2 separate regions of the Homo sapiens genome follow, and region 1 is linked to region 2. A link is a loop called in an ENCODE intact Hi-C map of the cell type or tissue named here. Cell type or tissue: heart right ventricle. All regions are shown on one strand. Links, peaks and the distances in the headings refer to the core of each region. The heading gives the core; the rest is flanking DNA.

Region 1 (11,420 bases), core at 1,592-9,591, 60 kb before region 2:
TGGGTGACCCAAAAGATTATAGGCAGTGGCTTGGGTGGTGAACGGGATCAGGAAGGCTTTTCAGGGAATGACTTGAAGGACAGGAAGGGCTATATGGGAGGAAACAAGAATGGGAAGCTGCCCTCATCTCCTGGAACCACAGGTACCATTCCTGTCTGTTTGGAGTTGGTCTGCCTGGGTAATAATGGTGTGTAGCCTCACCTGAGAGAACACTGCAAAGCCCAGCTTGGGAGAATGTGGCCCTCTGTGTGCCTGGAGCAGTGCTTTTTCTCACCTCTCATCCAGGGTGAGTCCAGTAGGTTGGTCACCTGATCCTGGAGCTGGCTCTTTCCCAGGAGGACTTATCTGTCTTTGTGTCTTTTCATTTATTTCTAGTTATTTCTCATGTCTTATCTGCAGGGAAGGCACCTCCCGTCATTTATTCTGACTCTCTGACTACATCCCAGCTTGCCACCACTTGCCTCCCCATTATCTGTTTGATCTCTTTCTGGGAAGGCATCTCATTGCCTGCCCAGGTTCATCTTTTCTCTTTGCACAGTTCTGACTGCCAAAAAGTGTTTGCTCATATTGACACAGGCAGTGAAATCTCAAGATTTGCCCCTATAAATGTGATGATGGTTCAGCTTCACTCAAGGATTGTGAGTTAATAGGAAGATATCAGACTTAGGCACTGGGGAAACTGGCATTCGCCAATCACTCAATGGATGGAAATTGTTAAGTCCCTTTTCCTCTCTGAGCCCCAATTTCCACACTGCTCACTTTGGGATAGATTATTTTACAGAATATTCCATCCCAGGGACTAAACGGCCTCATACATTTCTCTCTTGGACTTCCTTTTACAACACGGAGAAGTCTTTTATTTTTCTTGTCCTTTCTCCTGTGCCACTAGATCTGAGGCCACGGATGGGGCTGAGTCAAGAAGAGTGAGTTGTGAGCAAAGAAGAGTTACAAATCTTTAAAAAGTTGCCCTCTTTGTTTTTATCATAAAATATGTTAATAAGGGGCTATAAATATCCAATCTTGTCTGAAAGCAGCAGCCAGGTGAGTTAGCACCTGAAGTGGGTGAAAGTTACATTTCTTGTCTTTGTTCTGTGTTTGGGTAAAAGCCACAAAGGACCACGCATTGCATATATGAAGCAATTTAAATTCCACTCTGTATTGGGGTCTTTTCTAGTCTCTGAAGTGATTTAAAGCTTATAAATACAAGTCACAAAGTTAAGAAACTTCTTGTACATCTGGGGTCATGTCCCCATGATCCAATTATTCTGAAGTCTCTCCAGAAATAGTTTCTTCCCTCCTTCCCTCTCTTCCTACCAATTCTGCGGTGCTGTTGGAAAACATTAGAGAGGAAGGATCATCCTGACCTTGCCCAAATTAACATGAAACCCCGTCAATGAGAACTCTCACCAGAGTTCATGATAGACTGTGAAACCCACCACACAGGAAAAATCATTGTGTGGTCAATGTCCCTTTGACCATTTCCAAATTCAGGATCCCAGGGTTGGAAGAAAGCCAGCAACCTCGAAGATCTCTTGTCTGTATCCCACCAAATAGGTTCTATTAGGCAGCTGTTACCCAGGCCAGCCTTTTAAAGGGTCATAAATAAACCTGGTTGTGGCTCCTACCAGAGAGTTTCAGAGGCACAGCAGCTGTGGACTTCAAAAAGAGCAGTCAATCACAGAAGTGGCATCCTGTTGTGCACAGCTGAGTCTTTTCCTGTGTGTGTGTGCATGAGTATCCTATATCTGTGCATTTGTGAGAGCATTGCTGATTTACCGCTGGGATCTGGTAACCTCCACTTCTAAGATCCAAAGCTGAGAGCTGTGACTGCCCAGGTAGCAGCCAGAAGCATCTTCAATGTGGACCACTGTTTTCTGATACACTATAGTTTCTTAATCACATTCCAGTTTTCCCTTTCCCATTTAATTCTAATACTGGGGGTGGTGTGATGAGCTCTCATTCCACAGATGTTCTTGGTGTGCAAGAGGAGCCTGCCCAGCGTCAGCAAGAAATAAGACTCGGGCAATCCTGACCACCTCTTCCACAAATGAATACACCTGCCTTGTCCACCAGCTCTAAAAGTCCTAGAATCAAATACATGCCACATTCATAGTCATAAGCCGTTATGCCTTGCATTGGATTTTTTCTTTCTGTAAGATATATTATATATACAAAAGAGTATGAAAAGCATATGCAGGCCAGGCATGATGGCTCACGCCTGTAATCCCAGCACTTTGGGAGGCCAAGGCGGGCGGATCATGAGGTCAAGAGATAGAGACCATCCTGACCAACAGGATGGTTTGTATTTTGTAAAAATACAAAAATTAGCTGGGCGTGGTGGTGCACGCCTGTAATCCTAGCTACTCAGGAGGCTGAGGCAGGAGAATTGCTTGAACTTGGGAGGCAGAGGTTGCAGTGAGCCAAGATCGCACCACTGCATTCCAACCAGGTGAGAGAGCAAGACTCTGTCAAAAAAAAAAAAAAAAAAAAAAAAAAAAAAAAAAAGGATATACATACCATTCAAGGAAAAATAAGAAAATACACACCATGCACCCCTTACCCAGGTTAAAAATTAGTATGTCCCAGTACCTTAGAAACCCCTCTTATTTCCCTCCTCAATTACATTCCTCTCTCTTCCCTCTCTCCTAGAGGAGACCACTATTCTGACTTCTGTTAACATCTATTAGTTTTGCTTTTTAAAAACTTTATATGAATGGAATTATACAGTATACAATCCCTTGTGTGTATCTTTTTATACAGCATAACATGTGAGATACATTCACATTTTTGCATGTATCACGTTTTCATATGTACTGCAAGTTTTGCTGCAGAAATCAGTAGCTTTTTTTTAATTGTAGTGCAGCATCCCATTAAATAAGTATAATATAATTTAAGTATTCATTCTACTGTTGATAGACTTTTGTGTTATTTCCAGTTTCTGGCTATTATTAATAAAGCTGTTATAAACATTCTCGTATGTGTTTTTTGGTAGAAATTTACCCTTATGTCTCTTGCTTATATAGCAATAGAACTGGGATTTCTGAGATACATTTCTTTCATTTTAATAAGCATTTGTTGAGCTCTTACAGTGTGCCAAGCTCTGTGGCGGGCAATTGGGGCAATTGTGTAGATGTATACCAGACATGTAGCCTGTCTTTAAGGAGCTCATAGTTTAGAGGAGGAGATTGGTATGTCCATAATTCAAATAAGGCTGAGTAAGTTCAGTGCTACATTTGTGTTAGAAGCAACATGTTACAGGCAGGCAAAGGAAGGAGTCATTAACCCTCACTTAGAGTCAAGGAAGTCTTCTCAGAAAAAGTGATATTTAAGCTGATCTCCAAATAGTAGCATTTTCACTGGTAATAAATGGAGAAGGAGAGGGCATTCTAAACTCAAGAAAACAGCTCAAAGGCAAGGTGTTTGAAAATGTACAGTTGGTCATTGATGTAGATAATAAGGGCTGGGGTAGTATATCATTAGAGGACAGGATGTAAGAAGAATTTAGTGGTCTATGAAGATTTTGGAAGATCTTAAAAGTTCAACTAAAGACTCTAGGTTTCCCTCCAGAGGCCCTAAGGGTGACTACTTTGGATGACAGAAGTGACATCTTTTGTCTTTTTCAAGGATAATGAGCCCATCAGAAGCCAGTTTTGTCTGTGCCTAAGTAAGCACCATGGTGGCCATAGTGTTGGCACAGATACACCTCAGGCTTGCTGGAAAGTGTGCAGGGTGCAAATAAGAGTGCCCCACAGACTGTTGAGGAGGAAGGTGTGGTCTGTGCTACAATTTTACGGGGAGACATTGCTTGGCTCAATTTCCTTTAGCCCCACCCCCCACCCCTTGCTGCTTGGTGATTCTCCCATGGTTGAAGAGGATATTGATGTTGTATGAGAATCAGATAATTTAAGAGCTGAGAATAATCTGAGCTCATTGTACAATTGTGGAGACTGTGAGTCAGGCAGGAAGGGTCTTGCCCTGGAGAATGCAGCCTATATGAGGAAGAGCCAGGCTCAGCATCCAAACTTAACTTCTAATGTAATTATTCTGATATTGCCTCTCATAAAATCCTGGACATATTCACAATTTATTAATGTTAGAAATTGGGAGTAAATCTACTGAAGTAAAAAGGGCTGGGGCAGAGAAAGTGAGTTGGTGAATAATATATTGTAGTAATTACATTCCCCAAACTTACTCAAATGTTTTTTCTGCATCTCTATGTACAACTATGGAGTAATCATTAGGAACTATCATTGAGTGAAGAAGGTAGTGTGGAAAAAGTGTGTATTGTGTGCTATCTTTTAGGTGGGAGAATATGAATATATCCATATATTATATTTTTTAATGGAAAGATAAACCACTAAATTTGAGAAGTGGTTATCTGTAAGTGAGGAAGGTAACAGGATGAAGGGGACAAGGATAAAAGTTAGATTTCATTAAATATACCTTCCCTTGTAGATTTGACTTTGTTTTTTTAAAATTATTTTTCTTTTTATATATTTCTTTTCTTTTCTTTTTTTGGAAACAGAATTTTACTCTGTTGCCTAGGCTGGAGTGCAGTGGTACAATCTTGGCTCACTGCAACCTCCACTTCCTGGACTCAAGCAATCCTACCACCTCAGCCTCCCAAGTAGCTGGGACTACAGGCATGTGCCATCATTCTTGATGAATTTTTTTTTCTAAGTTTTAAATTTGTATACAGATAAAGTCTCACTGTATTTCCCAGGCTGATTTTGAACTTCTGGGCTCAAGTGATCCTCCCACCTCAGCCTCCCAAAGTGGTGGGATTACTGGCATGAGCCTCCTCACTTGGCTAGATTTGAGTTTAGAGCCATGCATTTTTATAATTAGAAGATGGAAAAAAGCAAAATTCAAAAGCAAATGAAGTATATAAACCAAATAACTATAAGAGAGGAATTATCCCGACTAACTTTAAAAATCAATAATTTGTACATATCTAGCAGGAATTACCCTAAGGAGAAAAGGAATATCAAACAAAACAAAGAATAAAAAACAAGAATAAGAAGAAAAGTTCTCTAGAATCTTAAGCTTTTTTTTTTTTAGTATTCCTATTGATGAAGGTAGTATTAGTATTGTTATTCCAAAATTATTTTGTGTGTATATTTGCGGAGTAAATCAAATGATCAATTATGTTAGTGTCACTGAGTATCAAGATTTTTGACATATTGAGAAGCTACAAATGTAAAATTATTGAGGTTACTTGGAAACTATAGACCTGAATATAAGGTGGAAGTATCAGTGTGAAATTGTCATAGTTTACCTTAAAAAAAAAAAAAAGAACAAAACTGTATTTTCTAACGCTTTCCATAAAAAGGGATTAGATATGATGACAAATTCAGTAGCAAGGAACACCTTTAGCACTCAGATTATGGTATCCAAACATCATTTTCCAATAAAAAGAACCAGAGCTCTTGGAGAAATAGCTGATTCCCAGGCTGGCACAGGAAATAGGAAAGTTGAACCTGAATCGTTTTCTCATCCCAGAAAGCAAGGAAGCCATCAAAGACTATTAGGGGCATGTGAAAAGGACTTAGGAATACTGAGTCATTAACTACAGCTAAAAGAAAACATCTGGCTGGTGTGGTGGCTAACACTTGTAATCCCAGCACTTTGAGAGGCCAAGGCGGGTGGATCATTTGAGACCAGGAGTTCGAGACCAGCCTGGCCAACATGGTGAAACCCCATCTCTACTAAAAATACAAAAATTAGCCAGGTGTGGTGGTGCACGCCTGTAATTCCAGCTACTCGGGAGCCTGAGGCAGGAGAATCACTTGAACCCAGGAGGTGGAGGTTGCAGTGAGCTGAGATTGCGGCACTGCATTCCAGCCTGGGTCACAGAGTGAGACTCTGTCTCAAAACAAAACAAAACAAAAAACAAAAAAAAAACTGTTAAGTTTCTCCATCTAACCTCTGGTATGCAGGAAAAGCAGACACATATCACAGGAAAGCAATCAGTAAAATGCAGACCATGGGAAATTCTCCAACACAGACAACTCAGTTTCTTACATAGACACACACAGTAAGTAAACAAAGGCGATAAAGGGAAAACTATAGATTAAAAGAGATTTATCCACTAATTATAATGGACCTTTTAAAGATCTTGATTAAGATAAACAAATTGAGAAAGAAATATATTTAAAAGACATTTGGGGGCCGGGTGCAGTGACTCATGCCTGTAATCCCAGCACTTTGGGAGGCCGAGATGGGTGGATCACCTGGTTGGGAGTTCGAGACCAACCTGACCAACATGTTGAAACCCTGTCTCTACTAAAAATACAAAAAATTAGCTAGGTGTGGTGGCGCATGCCTGTAACCCCAGCTACTCGGGAGGCCGAGGCAGGAGAATTGCTTGAACCTGGGAAGCAGAGGTTGCGGTGAGCCGAGATCGTGCCATTGCACTCCAGCCTGGGCAACAAGAGCGAAAACTCCGTCTCAAAAAAAAAAAAAAAAAAAAAGACAAAAAGACATTTGGGGCCAGGCGCAGAGGCTCTCGCCTGTAATCCCAGCACTTTGGGAGGCCATGGCGGGTGGATCACCTGAGGTCAGGAGTTCGAGACCAGCCTGGCCAACATGGTGAAACCCCATCTCTCCTAAAAATACAAAATTAGCCTGGTGTGGCGGTGCCTGCCTGTAGTCCCAGCTACTTGGGAGGCTGAGGCAGGAGAATCACTTGAACCCGGGAGGCAGAGGATGCAGTGAGCCGAGATTGCGCCACTGCACTCCAGCCTGGGCAAACAGAGCAAAATTCTATCTCAAAAAAAAAAAGACATTTGGATAAATGTGAATAGTGAGTGAAGAGTTGGTGATATTAACATATAATATTTTAAAAGGTGTGATACTGGTAATTTAATTATGCTGAAAAGATCATGCCTGTAGTCCCAGCACTGTGGGAGGCTGAGGTGGGCAGATCATTTGAGTCCAGGAGTTCGAGACCAGCCTGGGCACCACAGCGAAATCTGGTCTCTATAAAAAATTTTAAAATTTGCCGGGTGTGATAGTGCACACCTGTAGTCCCAGCTGCTTGGGAGGCGGAGGTGGGAGGATCACCTGAGCCCAAGGAGTTTGAGGCTGCAGTTAGCTGTGATCGTGCCACCGAGCTTCAGCCTGGGCGACAGAGTGAGACCTTGTCTTGAAAAAAAAGAAAAAAAAGAAAAAAAAAAGAGTGTCTGTCATTTATTATAGATACACACTAAATTATTTAAAAATGAAATGCTGCTGGGCACGGTGGCTCACGCCTGTAATCACAACACTTTGGGAGGCAGAGGTGGGCGGATCACGAGGTCAGGGGTTTGAGACCAGCCTGGCCAACATGGTGAAACCCGGCTGGGCGTGGTGGCGTGCGCCTGTAATCCCAGCTACTTGGGATGCTGAGACAGGAGAATCGTTTGAACCCAGGAGGTGGAGGTTGCCGTGAGCCAAGATCACGCCATTGCCCTCCAGCCTGGGCAACAGGGTGAGACTCCATCTCAAAAAAAAAAAAGAATGAAATGCTATGATGATCTGGGATTTGCTTCAACATAATTCAAAAGTGGGAGAAGTGAGGAGGTGCATGGCTGAACAAGATATACCACGAGGTGATTATTGAATCTGGATAAAAATACCTGAAGTTAATGGTTCTATTTTTTCTAATTTTCGTATAGGGGTTTGAACTTCTCCATTATGAAAGCATTAAAAATAAGACTTCTTCTAATGTTGTGCCATGTTGCTATTCCTAAGAATATGCCAGTGGATAATGTGTGTTATTTGTTTAATACACATTGGCTTTCATCAGCTAATAGACAATAAAAATAGTTTCATTTATATCCATTTTTTTTTTGCATTGTCTTTGTTAAACTTTGGTGTCAGAATACTCATTCCATACTCAGCAAATACCTATTGAGTATTTAGTGTGTACCAAGCACTGTAATTGCTATGAAGAGTAGAAAAATAAATAAGACAGATGCAATTACCGTCCTCAAGGAGCTAACTGTCATGCATAAAACGATTTGGCAAGGTCTCCCTATTTTTTTATCCTATGAAAACCACAGATAACACAGAAATTATCCATTCTTTTAAAGTTTGGCATCATGTTTTTGACCATTTTTTCAACTTTCCATGGGTAATGGAATCAGCACATTCAGCATCAAGAATTAATTAGACTTAATGGGTCTTTGCCGTTCATTGTTTTTCACTGTATTGTATACACTATGTCTTGCAATCATTTATTTTTAACTCTTTGTTGAGAGAATTTCTTAAATCAAATTTCTCGTTCAAAAAGAAATTAGGGAGATGTGTACTTTCTTTGTTTTCACATAATGGCAAATATCTTTTTAACCTTCATGCCTGTGCAATGGTCATCTGTGTGTGGAACTTCTGACCCTTAACCCGTTTCCCTCAGAGCTCTGTGAACATTGTTCTACTGACTTCTACATATAGGACTGCAGAGCAGAAGGCCAGTGGCATTCAGATCCTTATTCCTTGTTAGGTAATCTGTTTTATTCTGTGGAAAAGTCTAGAAATATCCTGCTACATATGGAAATCAAAACATATCCTTGGATCTAGATAAGGTATCTATTTTGCCACAGCTCTTACCTGGTGGCGAAACATTTATGAACAAAAGACCTAAAACCTCTTTTTTTTTCTTTAATTTTTCCATAGGTTATTGGGGTACAGGTGGTGTTTGGTTACATGAGTAAGTTCTTTAGTGGTGATTTGTGAGATTTTGGTGCATCCATCACCAGAGCAGTAGACACTGCATGCTATTTGTGGTCTTTTATCCCTCACCCGCCTCCCACACATCCGCCCACGTCCCCAAAGTTCATTGTATAATTCTTATACCTTTGTATCCTCATAGCTTAGCTCCCACAGATCAGTGAGAACATACGATGTTTGGTTTTCCATTCCTGAGTTACTTCACTTAGAATAATAGTCTCCAATCTCATCCAGGCAGCTGTGAATGTTGTTAATTCATTCCTTTTTATGACTGAGTAGTATTCCATTGTATATATATCAGTTTCTGTATCCACTCGTTGATTGATGGGCATTTGGGTTGGTTCCACAATTTTGCAGTTGCGAATTGTGCTGCTATAATCATGTGTGTGCAAGTATCTTTGACCTAAAACTTCTGTTTGGGGAAATGTTTCTTTTTTGGTTTTAAACATTATTTGTTTTCATCTGCTCTATTTTCTCCTTATGAATTTCATAATGGGTTCCCCTGGTCTGTCTTCCATGCCTCTCATCTTTTCTCAAACAATTTAAACCTCCTTGTCTTTTTCTTTCCCCCTTAAGTCTAGGAGAGCAACCTATGTAACAAACTTGCACATCCTGCACACGTACCCCTGAACTTAAAATAAAAGTTTAAAAAAAGTTATTTTTAATTTAAAAATTCCTTTTAATGTTTGTCTTAAATGCTGTCTATTGAATTGTATTTGTTCAATAATTGTTAACTTTTTTCCAAGAAAATGTTCTTATCTCTCAGATATCTTTTCTCCTAGCCTCTTTTTATAGGCAACTCTTGTTTTATTGATTCAAAAGTCTCTTTAATTCCATTGACAAAACTACTGAGAATTTTCTTTAACATTTTCACCATCTTCCCACGTTAACTGATTTTCAGCAAAGGCTGTTTATTTTTTAAGTTTTTGAGATGGAGTCTCACTCTGCCGCCCAGGCTGGAGTGCAGTGGCACGATCTCAGCTCACTGCAGTCTCCACCTCCTGGGTTCCAGCGATTCTCCTGACTCAGCCTCACGGGTAGCTGAGAGCACAGGCACGCACCACCACGCCCGGCTAATTTTTGTATTTTTAGTAGAGATGGGGGTTTCACCATGTTGGCCAGGCTGGTCTCGAACTCCTGACCTCAGTGGATCCACCCGCCTTGGCCTCCCAAAGTGCTAGGATCTTATTTTAATTGTTAGTTTGTTTCTATGGGGTTAAAAGTTTATGTCAGAAATTTTCTATTCTGCTGATCCTTTTAACTGGACTTCTAGACTGATCACTATTTGGAGCCGACTTGGAATTCCTCACAATCATGTGGGTGATTCTTAGATGTCCCCTGATGGGCATTATTTCTGTCTTCCTCTGACTATTACGTGGCCTCAGGGATTCTTTAGTGGAAAACAAGTGATGGCTGCCACTTGGCTGCATGCTTGGTTAAACCAGGTCAGGTGATTAATACAATTTATTTGATCCTCCTGGACTTATCTCAGTTTTCGCATTACTCTGATGGCTCATGAGAGGCCACTGGTATCTAGGACAGAGCCCAGGAATGAACAATATCTTCCAAAAGAAAAAGAAAAGAGGATTGTGCCCTTGACCCTTGCATCAGTTTTGTCACACCTTCCTTACTCCCCTCTCTTCTCCAAGAGCATTAATGATTTTCTGGTGAGGACTCTGAGTAAGGACAAGAGAGAGACAAAGCTACAGGTTAATTTATGAAGATACAGAGACAGAAAAATTCAGCAAACAGTTTTAAGAATTTATATGACAACCAGAAAAAAAACAATGAGGAGAAAAATAAAACTAACTATTATGTAATATGGAGTAGGAAGATCTTGAAAGGTAACATAAAAGTAAGGACCCACAAGAGTTTCTATATTCTTTTAAAAGTGCTCGCTTACCTTTTCAACAAATGTGTTGATTCAAATTACTTCTCTGGGATCTGGGAGTAGTCCAGAAGCCAAAAATAGCCAATCTGGTCAGAAAGCAGCAGCCAAATATGTTCAAAGAAAGAAGCCGTGGAGCAATTGAATCAAAGACCTACAGACTAGAGCTTTTCATTCATCCAACAATAAAAATGTGAAGAGTTACTTTTCCTTGACATCAATTCATTCAGTATCCATCATGGAGAATGAGAACTACGAGGCTAGACAAACAAGAACATACTTTGGTGGAGTTGCATTAAATGTGTCCTGTTCCTACAGAGCCCTTCTATGTAATGAGATTCTGTGTAATGAGATTTACCCATGTAACCTTTGATCAACTTGGTCTTTCATCTTGTCCTCTGGGACTCTCAGGTGGGAGCAGTCAGGAAGCACAGAGCCATCAGGACCCCTCCACCATCACTGCAGGAAGCGTTTCTGAAATACCAGGTTCCTCACAGCAGCCTTCACTTCCTTGTTCCTCAGGCTGTAGATGATGGGGTTGAGCATGGGGGTCACCACCCCATAGAAAAGGGAAATGAGTTTGTCTGCAAGGTCCTGTTTGTCTGCTCCCAGTGGGTCCTTAGACTTGGGCTTCCCGTACATGAAGAGGATGGTCCCGTAGAAGACGATCACGACAGTGAGGTGGGCAGAGCAGGTGGAGAAGGCCTTTTTCCTCCCCTCAGCTGAGGGGATCCTCAGGATGGTGGCAATGATGAAGACATAGGAGAAAGAGATGAACAGAACAGGGACCCCCAGGAAGATCACATTGGCCACTCCCATACTG
Region 2 (8,000 bases), core at 1-8,000:
TTTTTTTGCACATAGTTTCCACACCCTCATAAAATGTCAGCTTCCCAGCCTCAGCTCTTCTTGACCTTATAGCTGCAGAGCCCACCACCAACTGGCTGCCTGCCTCTTACCTGAGTATGATTTAGTCCAATTTATCTTTTGATTTAAAAATCATATGATGTTTTCTAAATTATAGGTGAGTTACCATATGAAATATGGTACTGAAATAGTATTAATATAGTGAGAGAAATTTTTTTGTACTTTTTTCCTGTTAAAAAGACATTGTATAACTATAGGATATTACTACTTTTTTTTTTAGTAGGTTTTAGGGGAACAGGTGGTATTTGGTTACATGAATAAGTTCTTTAGTGGTGATTTCTGAGATTTTGGTGCACCCATCACTACAGTGTACCCAATGTGCAGTCTTTTATCCCTCATCCCCCGCTCACTCTTCCCCTGCTGCCACCGAGTCCCCAAAGTCCGTTGTATTGTTCTTATGCCTTTGTGTCCTCATAGCTTAGCTGCCACTTGATAAATGAGAACATACAATGTTTGGTTTTTCATTCCTGGGTTACTTCACTTAGAATAATGGTCTCCAACTTCATACAGGTTGCTGCAAATGCCATTATTTCATTCCTTTTTATGGCTGAGTAGTATTCCATAGTGTGTGTGTGTGTGTGTGTGTGTGTGTGTGTGTGTGTGTGTACACATATACCACATTTTCTTTATCCAATGGGCATTTGGGCTGATTCCATATTTTTGCAATTGCTAATTGTGCTGCTACACACATCTACCACATTTTCTTTATCCACTTGTTGATTGATGGGCATTTGGGCTGCTTCCATATTTTTGCAGTTGCTAATTGTGCTGCTATAAGCATGCGTGTGCAAGTGTCTTTTTCATATGACTTCTTTTCCTCTGGATAAATATCTAGTAGTGGGATTACTGGATCAAATGGTAGATCTACTTTTAGTTCTTTAAGGAATCTCCCTACTGTTTTCCATGGTGGTTATACTCATTTACATTCCTACCAGCAATGTAAAAGTGTTCCCTTTTCACCACATCCACTCCCACATCTGTTATTTTTTTATTTTCTAATTATGGCTATTCTTGCATGAGTAAGGTGGTATTGCATTGTGGTTTTGATTTGCATTTCCCTGGTAATTAGTGATGTTGAGCATTTTTTCATATGTTTGTTGGCCATTTGTATATCTTGTTTTGAGAACTGTCTATTCATGTCCTTAGCCCACTTTTTTTTTTTTTTTTTTTTTTTTTTTTTTGTTGAGACGGAGTCTCGCTCTGTTGCCTAGGCTGGAGTGCATCTCGTGATCTCGGCTCACTGCAAGCTCCGCCTCCCGGGTTCACGCCATTCTCCTGCCTCAGCCTCCCGAGTAGCTGGGACTACAGGCGCCTGCCACCACGCCTGGCTAATTTTTTTTTTTTTTTTTTTTTTTTGCGTTTTTAGTAGAGACGGGGTTTCACCATGTTAACCAGGATGGTCTCAATCTCCTGACCTCCTGATCCACCCGCCTCGGCCTCCCAAAGTGCTGGGATTACAGGCGTGAGCCACCGAGTCCGGCTCCTTAGCCCACTTTTTAATGGACTGTTTGTTTTTCTCTTGCTGATTTGTCTGAGTTCCTTGTAGATTCTGGATATTAGTCCTTTGTCAGATGCATAGTTTGCAAAGATTTTCTCCCACTCTGTGGGTTATCTGTTTACTCTGCTGATTATTTCTTTTGCTGTGCAGAAGCTTTTTAGTTTAATTAAGTCCCATGTATTTATCTTTGATTTTGTTGCTTTTGCTTTAGGGTTCTCGGTCATAAAGTCTTTGCCTAATTCAATGTCTAGGTGGGTTTTTCCGATGTTATCTTCTAGAATTTTTACAGTTTCAGGTCTTAGAATTAAGTCTTGATCAATCTTGAGTTGATTTTTGTATGACGTGAGAGATGAGAATCCAGTTTCATTCTTCTACATACAGTTTGCCAATTATCCCAGCACCATTTGTTGAGTAGGATGCCCTTTCCCCACTTTACGTTTTCATTTGTTTTGTCGAAGATCAGTTGGCTGTAAGTATTTTGCTTTATTTCTGGGTTCTCTATTCTGTTCCTATGTGCCTATTTTTATACAAGTACCATGCTGTTTTGGTGACTATAGCCTTATAGTATAATTTGAAGCTTCCATTTGAATTTTAGGATTGAAATTCAAATTTTAGGAACTAGAATTGTTTTTTCTAGTTCTGTGAAGAATGATGATGGTATTTTGATGGGAATTGCATTGAATTTGTCTATTGCTTTTGGCAGTATGGTCATTTTGACAATATTGATTCTACCCATCCGTGAGCATGGGATATGTTTCCATTTGTTTCTGTTGTCTGTAATTTCCTTCAGCAGTGTTTTGTAGTTTTCCTTGTAGAATTCTTTCACCTCCTTGGTTAGGTATATTCCTAAGTATTTTATTTTATTTTTTTTTTTTGCAGCTATTATAAAAGAGGTTGAGTTCTTGATTTGATTCTTAGAGTGGTCACTGTTGGTGTATAGCAGTGCTACTGATTTTATACCTTGATTTTGTATCCTAAAACTTTATTGAATTCGTTTATCAGATCTGGGAGCTTTTTGGATGAGTCTTTAGGGTTTTCTAGGTATACGATCATATGATCGGCAAACAGCAACAGTTTGACTTCCTCTTTACCAATTTGGATGCCCTTGATTTCTTTCTCTTGTCTATTTGCTCTGGCTAGGACTTCCATTATTCTTTATTAGTCAGTGAATCTAATTTTTGAGCTGAGCACTGTGCTAATTGTACCAAGAAGCTTACAATCAATCTGGGGATACCAAGAGAACCCACATGAAATGATTAGAGAAGAGTTAAGTGTTAAAGTTTCCTACTCTCACTAGAATAGTAGGGTCTTAAATAACAAAAACATCAACATGGCCTAGAGTTGTTGGAGAAGAAAGGCTTACTAAGAATTAAGATGATAGTTAAGCCTTGCAATATGTTTGGAGTCAGCAGGAAGTGGGCATCAAGCATTTCAGGCAGAGGACTGCATTCTAGGTAAGTGTAGATTTTCTTTGCTAAAAGTAATAGAAGTTTAGGGAAGGGAAGGCTAGAGAAAGACTTTGAAATTTTAGAATTGGAATAGCAGGAAGCCATTGTAGGACCTTGATTAGAAGAGGGATGTCATGAAAGGTCTGTTAAAAAAAGTAATCTGGCAGTCATATTGGTACTACAATTGACTTAATATAATTGGCTGCTGCAGCAGTGCAATATGAGGCAAGCAGTGGAGAAGGATGTATGTAACTTGCAAATGATTCGGGAAAAAAACAAAATATGTATCTATCCATACATACATACAGATAGATATGGCAGTATGACAAGATGTTAGCAGTGTTGAATTGAGGTGGTGAGTATGTGGGTAATCCTCTCACTATTTGGCGCTTCCTTGGCTGACTGTATACTTTATGCAGATATACCCACGTGTATATTTTTAAAGGGTTAAATGTGACAATTTCATGAATGTATTTATAAGTTAAAGTTGCAGTTCTCATTTAAATGTTTTTTAAGTGATTGTCATTTTCCAAGTTGTTTTGAAAATTAAAATTTGATTAAAAATAAGATTTTACATTAAAAAACAGATTTTTAAATTAATTTTTTAAATTTGAATGATCTTTTTCCAGTATCAACTCAGATTTAGTTTTTTTCTCCTGAAGTGTGTAATACACACTCAATGCACGTGCACACACACACATCTATGTATGTATATGTGTGTGTATATATATATTTATACACATACACACTGTTTTAGTTGTTCTTTAGGGAGACATTAATTAGAGGGAATCTTTTTTTTTTTTTTTTAGGAAACAAGAATTGCTTTTCATTAACCAACTGAATTATAGCTTTTGTGAGACATCTGTGGCAAAAATCCCTTTTAACTTCAAAAATCCTATAATTCTATGGATATTTCTTAGTTTTGGATTAGGGTGTGTATTTGTTTTTTTAAAGCTAGTTGGCTTTAGAAGCTGCGTTTTTCTGCATGTGGCTGGAGCATGTGCTTCCTGCTTACTTGCCTGTCTTTAGTATACACATGGCCAAAACCAGCAGCTGAAACTCGATGTTTCTAATTATTGGATAATTCTGCTTGCATATTTTCAGGCTACACTAATACCTTCTTAAGCCCAAAAAATGTGGCCTTTAGTAATCAATTTTTAATTTTTATTTTATAATCACAGACTATTGGAATAAGAATGCAAGATACGACACTCATACTGATGTCTTTAATGAAGATAACACCTGTGTTTTTTATTTTCATCATAGCAGTGTCAAATTTTATTTTGAATCATTCCATCTTTATCTGTTCAATTCCATTTTATGAAAATAAGCAGAGTTTTAAACTATTATTCTTGAAGAATATGTTAGGATCAAATTATAAACCCAGAATATGTCTAGAATTCATTATCTTCTCTTATAGAAAGCATTAGGCCTGGGAGAGTTTTGTTTTGTTTTGTTGTATTGTAATAGTTGAATGACCCAATTAATCCCTTTTAGTTGCTCTGAAAAAGATAAAGACCCTTAAATGCCACATTAATTGCATTTGAATTCTTCTCCCATTGATAACGAAGTCATATGAATGGATGTCTATTTGTAGACATTTATTTCTTGAAAAATATGCAACGTTAAAGATTCTAATAAGCTTTAGCTATTTCAAAGGAAGAAAAATGTGTGCAGATACAATAATGGCTAAGGGTAAGAAGAGAGTGTAGAAAATGTGACGGAGCAGAGGTCCCCTGTCCTGTTCGTGGAGAGTGGCAATGCCCTCAAGAGAAGACATATGCTGTTACAGAAGAACATTTGGTTGGGAGGAGGAAAGAAGTTATTACCAGAAGACTTTAGGCTTCCCTCTTTCATCCCATTTTGTCAGAAGTATCAAAAAGTCTTTTGGAAAGACTAGAAGGAATATATGCCAAAATGTCAACAGATGTTGTGGCAGGACAGTGGAAATATAATTTTTCTTTTTCTTCTTGTTTTCCAAATTTTTGAGGTTTTTTAAATGAAAAAAAGAATTATTTTAAAAATTTAACTTTGAGGGATACTCCCCTATAGATTTGACCTTCACCATTTAATTGGAAAAAAAGGCTTTTATAGTTATATTTTTAGTAAGACCTCTGTTAGTGGAGTTTTAATTATAACACATTTTGTGTTTCTGTTTGAAATAGACCTTTGCTCCAAGAAATTGTTTTTCAAAAATCCCTAGGTCCAAATCAGACTCCTGTCTGCCTGATTGTTTACTTTTTGCTGAGCCTTTTTCTGTTTATTGGGACCATATGTTATCTTGAATTACCTTTGCTTACGACCAGCAGGATTTTCTGCCCTCACATGAACTTTGTGTTAGAGGCTAGTAGTAGAAAGTGCCAACTTCTAGAGCTCTTCAAAAGAGCACATCAGTGTCACTCAGGAGAGCCTTTTTTCCTGACTATCCTCCCAGTCTAATGAGGGTAGGGACATAGCAGAGTCTTAGGAGATGGATGTAGTTTCGTGTGGCATTGCAGAGGAGTTGTTATAAGAAAGCGTCGGCCAGGTGTGGTGGCTCATACCTGTAATCCCAGCACTTTGGGAGGCCAGGGTGGGCGGATCACTTGAGGCCAGGAGTTCAAGACCAGCCTAGACAATATGGCAAAACCCCATCTCTACTAAAAATACAATTAGCCGGGCATGGTGGTGCATGCCTGTAATCCCAGCTATTAATACTTGGGAGGCTGAAGCACAAGAATCACTTGAAGGTGGAGGTTGTAGTGAGCCAAGACTGCACCACTCCACTCCAGCCTGGGTGACAGCGCAAGACTCTCAAAAAAAACAAAAACCCTTATGAGTGCTTCGGTCCTCCCTTGTGTTAGCCCTTCATAGAAAGTAACTACAGCCTTACTACAATCAAGGCACCTTTTTTTTCTTCTGAAATGTAGTGAAATTTTTATGTGTCCTTCAGAATTTTGTAAACCAAATGTTTAGAACTTCAAGACATGTTTTGACATAGAAATAGTATTAGAAAGCCAGTCTCAAAAAAAAAAAAAAAAAGGCTAGCTAACCCCACAAGTCTTTTATGAAACTGATCTATAGTAATATGGCAGTAACATCCTAGACCCTGTCGTTGTTTTATGGAAAAGTGATTTCCAGTTTAAAACTTAGAAACTTGGTTGGTAAGATCTGAAGAGGACTTCTTTTATTCATTTGTTTACTCATTCATTTCTCCTCAATACCAATCCTACTTTTCAATAAAAAAAGTTCTACTTTTATCTAATATGTATACTGAAGTTGTACAGATTTCATTTGAAGAGAGGATTATGTTGCATACACACGCACAGACACACAGGTTGAATATATATATATATATATATATATATATATATATGTAAAAACAGGTGTTTTAAACCATTGTACCAGATCTACCTGCCTGAAATGTAGTATTTTTCCCTCCTGTGTCTTTTGACTTGCCAATTCTAGACAGCTGCTGACAATGCCAACTCTATCCTCTTTTCAGTCTTCTGCGCTCTACAACAGTTACATGCCTCTGATGATTATCGCTATAGCCAATTTATGAATTCCTCTGGAGCCATAATGCTGCTTGGCAACCTTTTTCCTTTTCTCTAATTTGACATTTCTTTCTCTAAGTTGATGAAGCAGTGTTGTTTTGAACACAGGTTTGAGAAACATATTTATAGTTGTTTCCTTTCTCTATTTTCCAAAGTGGCTGTTTCAGGCCTCTATAATTTCAACTCAAGCCCCCAACCCTATCTCAGCCCTATCTATTTTCAGATCTAATCACTATTTCACTGAGAAAATGAGGTGCTGTCAATTTCCCTGTTAATTTATCGGTGTCCTTGAATTCTTTACTCTTGTCTAGATTTTGTCCTACTACCAGGTGGTAACCTGGGTGAAGTTAGAGAGCATAACTTTTGTTCACTATTGTATCCCTATTCCTAAACACAGTGCCTCTTTTAAAACCCACATGCCCTTCCAGGAACCACCTCATTTCTCTATATTCTGTTTTACTTCCAACTGGATATAATGTAATTCAGTTCTGCCACCCAGAATCAGCATCTACCCCGCAAGTTAAAGGGCATGGTCCCCAACAAGATTGCCCTTAATCCAGACACTAGCTTTAGTTCAAGGGTCCCCAGGCCACCCACACTTTTGACCAACTGGCTATAAATCCACGGTTCCCATGACCCCCTCAGGTTCAATAATTTGCTAGACCAACTCACAGAACTCTGGGAAGCACTATACTTTAAATAATGGTTTTAATATAAGGGGTACAATTCAGGAGGACCAGTCAAATAAAGAGCCTCATAGGGTGAGATCTAGGAGGGAATGCAGAGCTTCTATGTCCTCTTATGGAATCAGGTGCATCATCTTCCCAGTACATCAATGTGTTCAACCAGGAAAGCTCCACTGAGCTTCTATGTCCAGAGTATTGATTGGGGTTTCATTACATAGGCATACTTGATTGAATTATTGGTCATATGGTTGAGATCAATCTGCAATCCCCCTTCAATCCCTGGAAGTTGGGAGATCAGGTTGATACCATGTGGCTAAAAGCCCCAGCTCTTTAAACACATGGCTGTTCTTTCTGGTGTTGCCAGCCTCCATCCTGAAACTATCTAGGTCAGGGGTGTCTAATCTTTTGGCTTCCCTGGGCCACACTGGAAGAATTGTCTTATGCCACATGTAAAATACACTAACACTAATGCAAAAAAAAAAAAATCTCGTAATGTTTTAAGAAAGTTTACCAACTTGTGTTGAACCACATTCAAAGCTGGGCCTGGGCCACATGCAGCCCATGGGCCACCGTTTGGGCAAGCTTGATAGGTGAGACCATGGGTCACCTTGTTAGCATAACAAAGACACTCCTATTACTCGGGAAATTCCGGTGATTTAGAGTCTCCCTCCCAGGAACCAGGGAGAAAGGCCAGTCAAATTATTTATTATACAGTGTTCTACAACTGCTCAAAAGTAGACTTCCTCAAAAGAAT

Evidence for each region. Peaks named below come from ENCODE experiments on the same cell type or tissue, not always from the same donor. Only the 100,000 strongest peaks of a DNase experiment are listed, where the experiment ranks them.
Region 1: a loop joins it to region 2, with 3 times the contacts of the local background. A loop is called at or near these places in 1 of 110 quality-filtered maps.

Annotation. Positions count from the first base shown.
Region 1 is chr9:35,980,283-35,991,702 of GRCh38, forward strand. It overlaps the pseudogene OR13C6P. Among named protein-coding and RNA genes, the nearest start is that of OR2S2, 28 kb to the left of the region's middle. In heart right ventricle, for the core only: no CTCF peak of the experiment used is centred there; no DNase peak of the experiment used is centred there.
Region 2 is chr9:36,041,782-36,049,781 of GRCh38, forward strand. All of the region lies in intron 1 of RECK (reversion inducing cysteine rich protein with kazal motifs), which reads left to right. Among named protein-coding and RNA genes, the nearest start is that of RECK, 8.9 kb to the left of the region's middle. In heart right ventricle, for the core only: no CTCF peak of the experiment used is centred there; no DNase peak of the experiment used is centred there; H3K27ac peaks cover 2,430 bases.